Regions from separate parts of the Homo sapiens genome. Here region 1 is linked to region 2. Evidence: chromatin contacts called from ENCODE Hi-C or POLR2A ChIA-PET data. All regions are on one chromosome and are shown on one strand. Each heading gives the region's core, a stretch centred on a gene start or an enhancer-like site at or near the end of the contact. The rest is flanking DNA. Distances are from core to core; before and after follow the strand shown.

Evidence for each region. A loop is a pair of places that touch in the nucleus more often than their neighbours do. ChIA-PET counts read pairs that join two places held with the same protein, here RNA polymerase II (POLR2A).
Region 1: a map of posterior vena cava shows a loop between it and region 2 (18-fold over the local background). The contact joins two enhancer-like sites. A Hi-C loop is called at or near these places in 1 of 168 maps with a recorded cell type or tissue (posterior vena cava). POLR2A ChIA-PET finds 5 or more read pairs at or near these places in 1 of 52 experiments (H1).

What each region holds. Positions count from the first base shown.
Region 1 is chr20:3,612,920-3,615,982 of GRCh38, reverse strand. All of the region lies in intron 24 of ATRN (attractin), which reads right to left. Among named protein-coding and RNA genes, the nearest start is that of GFRA4, 49 kb to the left of the region's middle. Within about 2 kb of position 1,807, at least 4 of the 41 ENCODE cell types and tissues checked have a DNase peak (open chromatin) inside an H3K27ac peak, as active enhancers do.
Region 2 is chr20:2,750,227-2,753,232 of GRCh38, reverse strand. EBF4 (EBF family member 4) reads right to left here. Exons shown (of 17, transcript NM_001395167.1): 11 at 1,445-1,533; 12 at 1,246-1,311; 13 at 970-1,147; 14 at 688-876. Among named protein-coding and RNA genes, the nearest start is that of CPXM1, 49 kb to the left of the region's middle. RefSeq lists silencers at 829-1,008, 2,787-2,926 and enhancers at 1,590-2,101, 2,170-2,850. Within about 2 kb of position 1,735, at least 8 of the 41 ENCODE cell types and tissues checked have a DNase peak (open chromatin) inside an H3K27ac peak, as active enhancers do.

The DNA of each region.
Region 1 (3,063 bases), core at 558-3,057, 860 kb before region 2:
TATGCCATGTTGGTGTGCTGCACCCATTAACTCGTCATTTAACATTAGGTATATCCCCTAATGCTATCCCTTCCCCTTCCCCCCACCCCACAACAGGCCCTGGTGTGTGATGTTCCCCTTCCTGTGTCCATGCGTCCTCATTGTTCAGTTTGCACCTATGAATGAGAACAAGCGGTGTTCAGTTTTTTGTCCTTGCGATAGTTTGCTGAGAATGATGGGGGCAACATGGTAAAACCCTGTCTCTACTAAAATACAAAAAATTAGCTGGGCGTGGTGAAGTGTTCCTGTAGTCCCAGCTACTCGCAAGGCTGAGGCACGAGAATCACTTGAACCCAGGAGGCAGATGTTGCAGCGAGCCAAGATTGCACCACTGTACTCCAGCCTGGGCGACAGAGTGAGACTCTGTCTCCAAAAAAAAAAAAAAAGAAAAAAGAAAAAAGAAAAGAATTAAACTGTACTTAAAAGCATGTGTCTTTCTTTGTTTCAAACTATATTTAAGGTTCTTGTACAGCCTTGTGGGTTTCATCATAAAGAAAAATTTTTTTTTTTTTTGGAGACAGGAGTCTTGCTCTGTCGCTCAGGCTGCAGTACAGTGGTGCAATCTTGGCTCGCTGCAACATCTGCCTCCTGGGTTCAAGTGATTCTTGTGCCTCAGCCTTGCAAGTAGCTGGGACTACAGGAACACTTCACCACGCCCAGCTAATTTTTTGTACTTTAGTAGAGACAGGGTTTTACTATGTTGCCCAGCCTGGTCTCAAACTCCTGAGCTAAAGCGATCTGCCCGCCTCGGCCTCCCTAAGTGCTAGAATTACAGCACAACCATATAATTCTTAAAACTCTTAAGATACAGACAATTAACACCAGGAGGTACGGATATGCACTGTTATTATACAATAAATATAAACATTAAAAGTATATCTGACACTATTCATAATAGCCAAAGAGTGAAAACCACCCAAGCATCCATCGATAGAAAAATGGATAAACAAAACGTGGTATATACATATAAGGAAGATTATTCAGCTATGACAAGGAATAAGTACTGAAACATACTAAACACGGGTGAACCTTGAAAACAGTATGCTAAGTGAGAGCATATCATGTGACTCAATTTATATAAAATGTCCAGAATAGGCAAATCCACAGAGACAGGAAATACAGACTGGGGGTTGCCGGAAGAGGGGGGAATGAGGACTGACTGCTAGGGGCTTCTTCTGGAAGTGGTGAAAATATTCTAAAATTGGCTGTAGTGACGGGTGGCTGCACGCTTCTGTGAATACACTGAAAACCACTGAATTGTGTACTTTAAATGAGCGAACTGTATGGTATGTAAATGATGTCTCAATAAAGCTGTTATAAGAAAAAAAGCACATCCAAGTGAACAAAAGTTTCACACATCCCTTGCTCAGTATAGCGATCCTGTTAGCACCCATAAACAGAACTCTAAAATCTAAATGAATGCCCAGTTCTCAATACCAATTCTGTGTTGCCTTTACTTGTGAACACTGGCCTCTTACATAAAACAGTAGATGAAACACCCAGCACGCAGACTTCTATATTAGCTCCACATTACAGTAACAACCTCTGTTGCAGAGTCGGGAACGAGCCAGAGCCTCACCACTCCACCTTCCCACCTCACACACTTTCTGTCCAACCATCTTCTATCTTGAATACCTACCGCCCACGCCCCCAAACTATGGACATAGCTGAAGCCGGCTGAGCCCCGGCTTACTGGGGAGAACAACTAGGATAGCTTTCAGAAAGCAGGGGCAGAGGGAAGGGTGCTCACCCACAGGAACAACCAATCAAAAAACAGGCACAACCGGCCCCAACACACCCGCCACCCTCCCAGAAACAGGACTTTTCAGTCTGTGGGTTTTGTTTGTTTTTTAGCTGCATCTACAAAGATTTTTATAGTCAGTTTCAAATTCCCTCAGCAGTTATAGGTTTTGATCTGTTCCTAATTATGGAAAAGAATCCTGGGATTGGTTCAGAGTGAAGGAACTTGAGTTTAGTATTACCATTTTTAAAGCCCCAATGCTTACACAAATTTCCAACTAGAGAATTAGATTTCCTCAGTTACTTTGCTTTAAAAAAATGAGAATCTCAATTTTTAAAATCTCATTTAAAAAATGAGAATCTCAATTTTTAAAATCTCATTTAAAAAAGGAGAATCTCAATTTTTAAAATCTCATTTAAAAAAGGAGAATCTCAATTTTTAAAATCTCATTTAAAAAAGGAGAATCTCAATTTTTAAAATCTCATTTAAAAAAGGAGAATCTCAATTTTTAAAATCTAATTTAAAAAATGAGAATCAAAGGCAAAACGGCTTTGCCTGCATCGAAAGCCATACTGAAATTTAACTGAATGGCCTACACTGCACTATTTAGACATTTCCCTACTGTCTTCCTTAAATAAGTCTCTCCATTTTTACTGAATTTGCACAGTTGCTAAATGTGTGTATTTAAGAGCCATGCTACACACCTAGAAAAGCTAAGTCTCTGGGGAAAAAACAGCAATAAAGAAACATGCAGCCCTTGTTGAGAACATGATGTATTTACCCAGGAAGACACGAGCTCAGCCCTCCACATAGCGCACAGCCAGATACGGTCCCCAAAGCAGAGAGAACCAGTGTCAACCAGGCTCTCATGCGAGGACTGAGAACACACGGTGACACGGGCCTAGTCACAGTGAATAGTGCAGTCATTTGTACCAAACAGCAAAAAGACACGTTTGCAATAGAACTTACCTGCGTTTTCAAGGAAAGCTTGGCAAACTAAATGGTGGGCATGCCATCGTTTATTTTCACAAGTGCTCCTGAATGCAGCATTCATAAGTGGATCTTAATTTAAGTTAGTGATCCAGAAAAGATAAGGAGCACCAGAAAACCAGGAAGAAAATCAACATCTCCTTGATTATGAAACTTAAAATTATTACTTCTTAGAAGTAAGTGTGGGGAAGAGCTCCCTCTAGAATGAAAGCTCTAAAACCACTTCAGTGACTTTCAGAGGGTGGAGCAATAGGGAACTGGGAGGAAAAAAACTCGGCATTGGCAACAAGTAT
Region 2 (3,006 bases), core at 486-2,985:
CCCTTTAGGCACAGTGGCACATTCAGATCCGAGATCAACCTTAAGCAGGGGGTGGAATTGACCCTATTTGACTGCGAGGAAACAAGTTCAAATAAGTAACTTGCTGAATGCCCGGCAGCTCCTGATTTGGACACTGAAACTCAAATTCTGTCTGATCACACAGAACTCGCTCGCTCTGCCGGACGACATCGCGGGGACCACATCCTCCCCACGCCCACCTGGCCTCTGGAGTCCTGGGAGCTGGGGGGCGGCTGGAAGCCGGCTTCCCTCGAGCCCTGAGTTTCCTTAGGCTTCCGGCAGGCGGCGCCAGCCTCCTCCCCAAGTCCGGGCGCGAGATGGGAAGGGGGCGGTGTCCCAGGTTTCAGATGGACGCCCGCCACCCATTAGAGCCCACTTCAGGGGGACCGGAGGCCTAGAAGCGATGTGCATAACGGACCGGCAAAGAAGGCTAAAAGTGCACGGAGTACTCTGGCCCCAGGACCCCGGGATGTGCAGCCTAGGGGTGGGGTTGAGGTTCTGCGGCAGGGGAGGTCCCAGGCGGGGACGGTGGGCCTGACCCCGAGGGCTGAGCCAGGGTCGACTCTCACGGCGCCGGCGCCCCAACCTCTCCGGGATGGGCGGGGGCGGGGCTGAGTCCCGTTCCGCTCCCCGGCCCCAGACCTTCCCTCGCGGGCGGGGGACACTCACTGGCGAAGGGCGAGGTGGCGGTGGAGCCATTGAGGAAGCTGGGGGACCCAGGCACGCCGAGGCCGGCCACGCCCGGCGCGCCGTAGCCGCCCAGGCCAGCTCCGAGGCCGCCGCCGTAGCCGCTCTGCTGCGAGCCGGGGCTGGGCGCGAACCCGCGGGGGGACGCGCTGCTGCAGCTGCGCGCGTAGCCTGCGAGAGAGAGCGCGGCCGTCAGGGGGCGGTGCCGGCCGGGGAGGGGCGGTGGCGGCGCCCGAGGACGGCGGGGAGGCGCGGCCCACGCACCCGGCTCGGGCCCCGGGGTGGCGTCCCCGACGGCGATGGCCAGCGGGCTGCTGAAGGCGTTGATGCCCACGACGGCGGGGTGTGGGTGGCTCGGGGCCAGGGGTGCGAGCGGCCCGGGTGCGCGGGGGGTGCTGTACAGAGCCTCGGCCACGTCCGCCGCGCGCTTCAGGAGCAGCTCCTGCGAAGACAAGAGCGGGGCACGGCCGGGGCAGCCGCGGGCGCCGCGTGCTGGGGGGCCCCGGTCCCGGCGGCGCTGGGAGGGCGGAGGCGCCATACCTGGTTACTGCCGGGCACTCCGTACAGGGCTTCTGCCAAGTCGGCCGCCCGCTTCAGCAGCACTTCCTGGGGACAGGGGGAGAGACAGCGGGACGGAGGGGCAGCCCCTGGGGGCGACCAAGGGGCCCTCGGGAGCCCCTCCTCACCCCCTTGCCCACAGGACACCCTCAGCCCCGCCCCGCCCCGCCCCTCTGAGTACCTTGGGCAGCCTCTCGGGGTCTCCGGGGTGTCTGGGAATGACTTTCTGTAGCCTCTGGAATCCGTAGTCAATGGTGGGCTCGTTCAGAGCTGGGGAAGGGGGCGGCGTTTGGAGGACGTCTCCCCCGCAGCCCCCCACTCCCAGGGTGAGACGCAGGGCGCCAAAAGCAGGCCAGCGCCCAGTCCGAGAGCCTCGCTGCAGCCCCCTCCACCAGGCCCAGCCCAAGTCCCCCGGAAAACTCCAGGCACCCCCGGCAGCGAGATTCAGGGAAGTTTCAGTTCTTTCGTTTGTTTACTCAACAAATATTTACTGAGCCAGCCTCTGTCCTCGGCCCTAGGCGCTTGGTATGAACACACATGCACCCATTTGTGATTAGAAAAAAGGGAAACCGTATACACATATGAGTTATAGTCCTAAGGGCAGGACTCGATGGAGAGTTTTCTCTTTTCATCTGGTCAAATCAGGAGTTTATTATAAAAAAGAAAAAACTTAACAATCTCCATTTATCACGGCTCAAGTGGACTCTCTGCAGCATCTGAAGGCTAGAGGTTTGCATGCACCCCAGGGAAGCAACTGGAGAAGTGGGTGGCTTGGGCTGGGGCGGGAGGATGGAAGTAGAGAAGATCCGGCCAGCGGCCAGATTCTACATTGCATCTCCACGTGTGTTGTGTTCACTGCTTACCCTGGCGTTGTGCAAGGGGTGTGTGTGTGTATGCGCGTCTGACCCAGCTCCCCACGCCCTTCTCCTCCTCCTTCCCCTTTTCCTGATCCCCGCACCGCCCTTTTCAGATAGCCTGGCCCCGACCTAATCCACCAGTCTCAGAGCCCTACCTTCACCTCTGATCCTGACTTAGTGGATTTCCTTTAGTTTCCCGGCAAAGAGAAAGCACTCACTTCTGGGGATCGGTCCTTATCATTCCTTCTGCAACCACCCTTCCTTCCCCAGGTCAACCTCCCCACTCAGCCCTCGGGTTTCGGTTGAGCCGGGCTCAGCAGGCACTCCCTACCAAAGGTTTTCCTTGATTGTCAGCCCCTTGACCGCGTGACCCCACCCACCCCATGCGGTTCTCTGCTCAGCCTTTCCGCGTTAGACTGGAGCTCCGGGGAGGCTAAGTAGGGTCACTACCGAGTGTCCCTCGAAGGGCTCGATGAGCATCGGTGCGGGGGGCTGCGCGATGGTGGGGACTGCGGTGGGGTGGAGAGGAGAAGTGGGTGGCTCAGCTGGGGCGGGGCGGGAGGATGGAAATGGAGAAGACTCGGCCAGCGGCCAAATAGAGCCAGGCTGGGGGGTTCTACACTGCCTCTCCACGTGTGTTCACTGCTCGCCCTGGCGTCGTGCAAGGGGTGTGTATGTACGCACGTGTGTGTGCGTGTACATGCAGAGTGAGGCCTGGGGTAGCGTGGGGGAACCAAGAGACCCAGAGAAGATTCGGGGAGCAGCGACCCCATTGGCATCTTTGGAATAAACATCCCTTTGGAGAGGCTCTAAACCCTGGAGAGTGCGGGCGGGAGACACAATGTTCAGGAGGTGAGATGGCTGAGGGAGTAAGAATGTTGGTTGT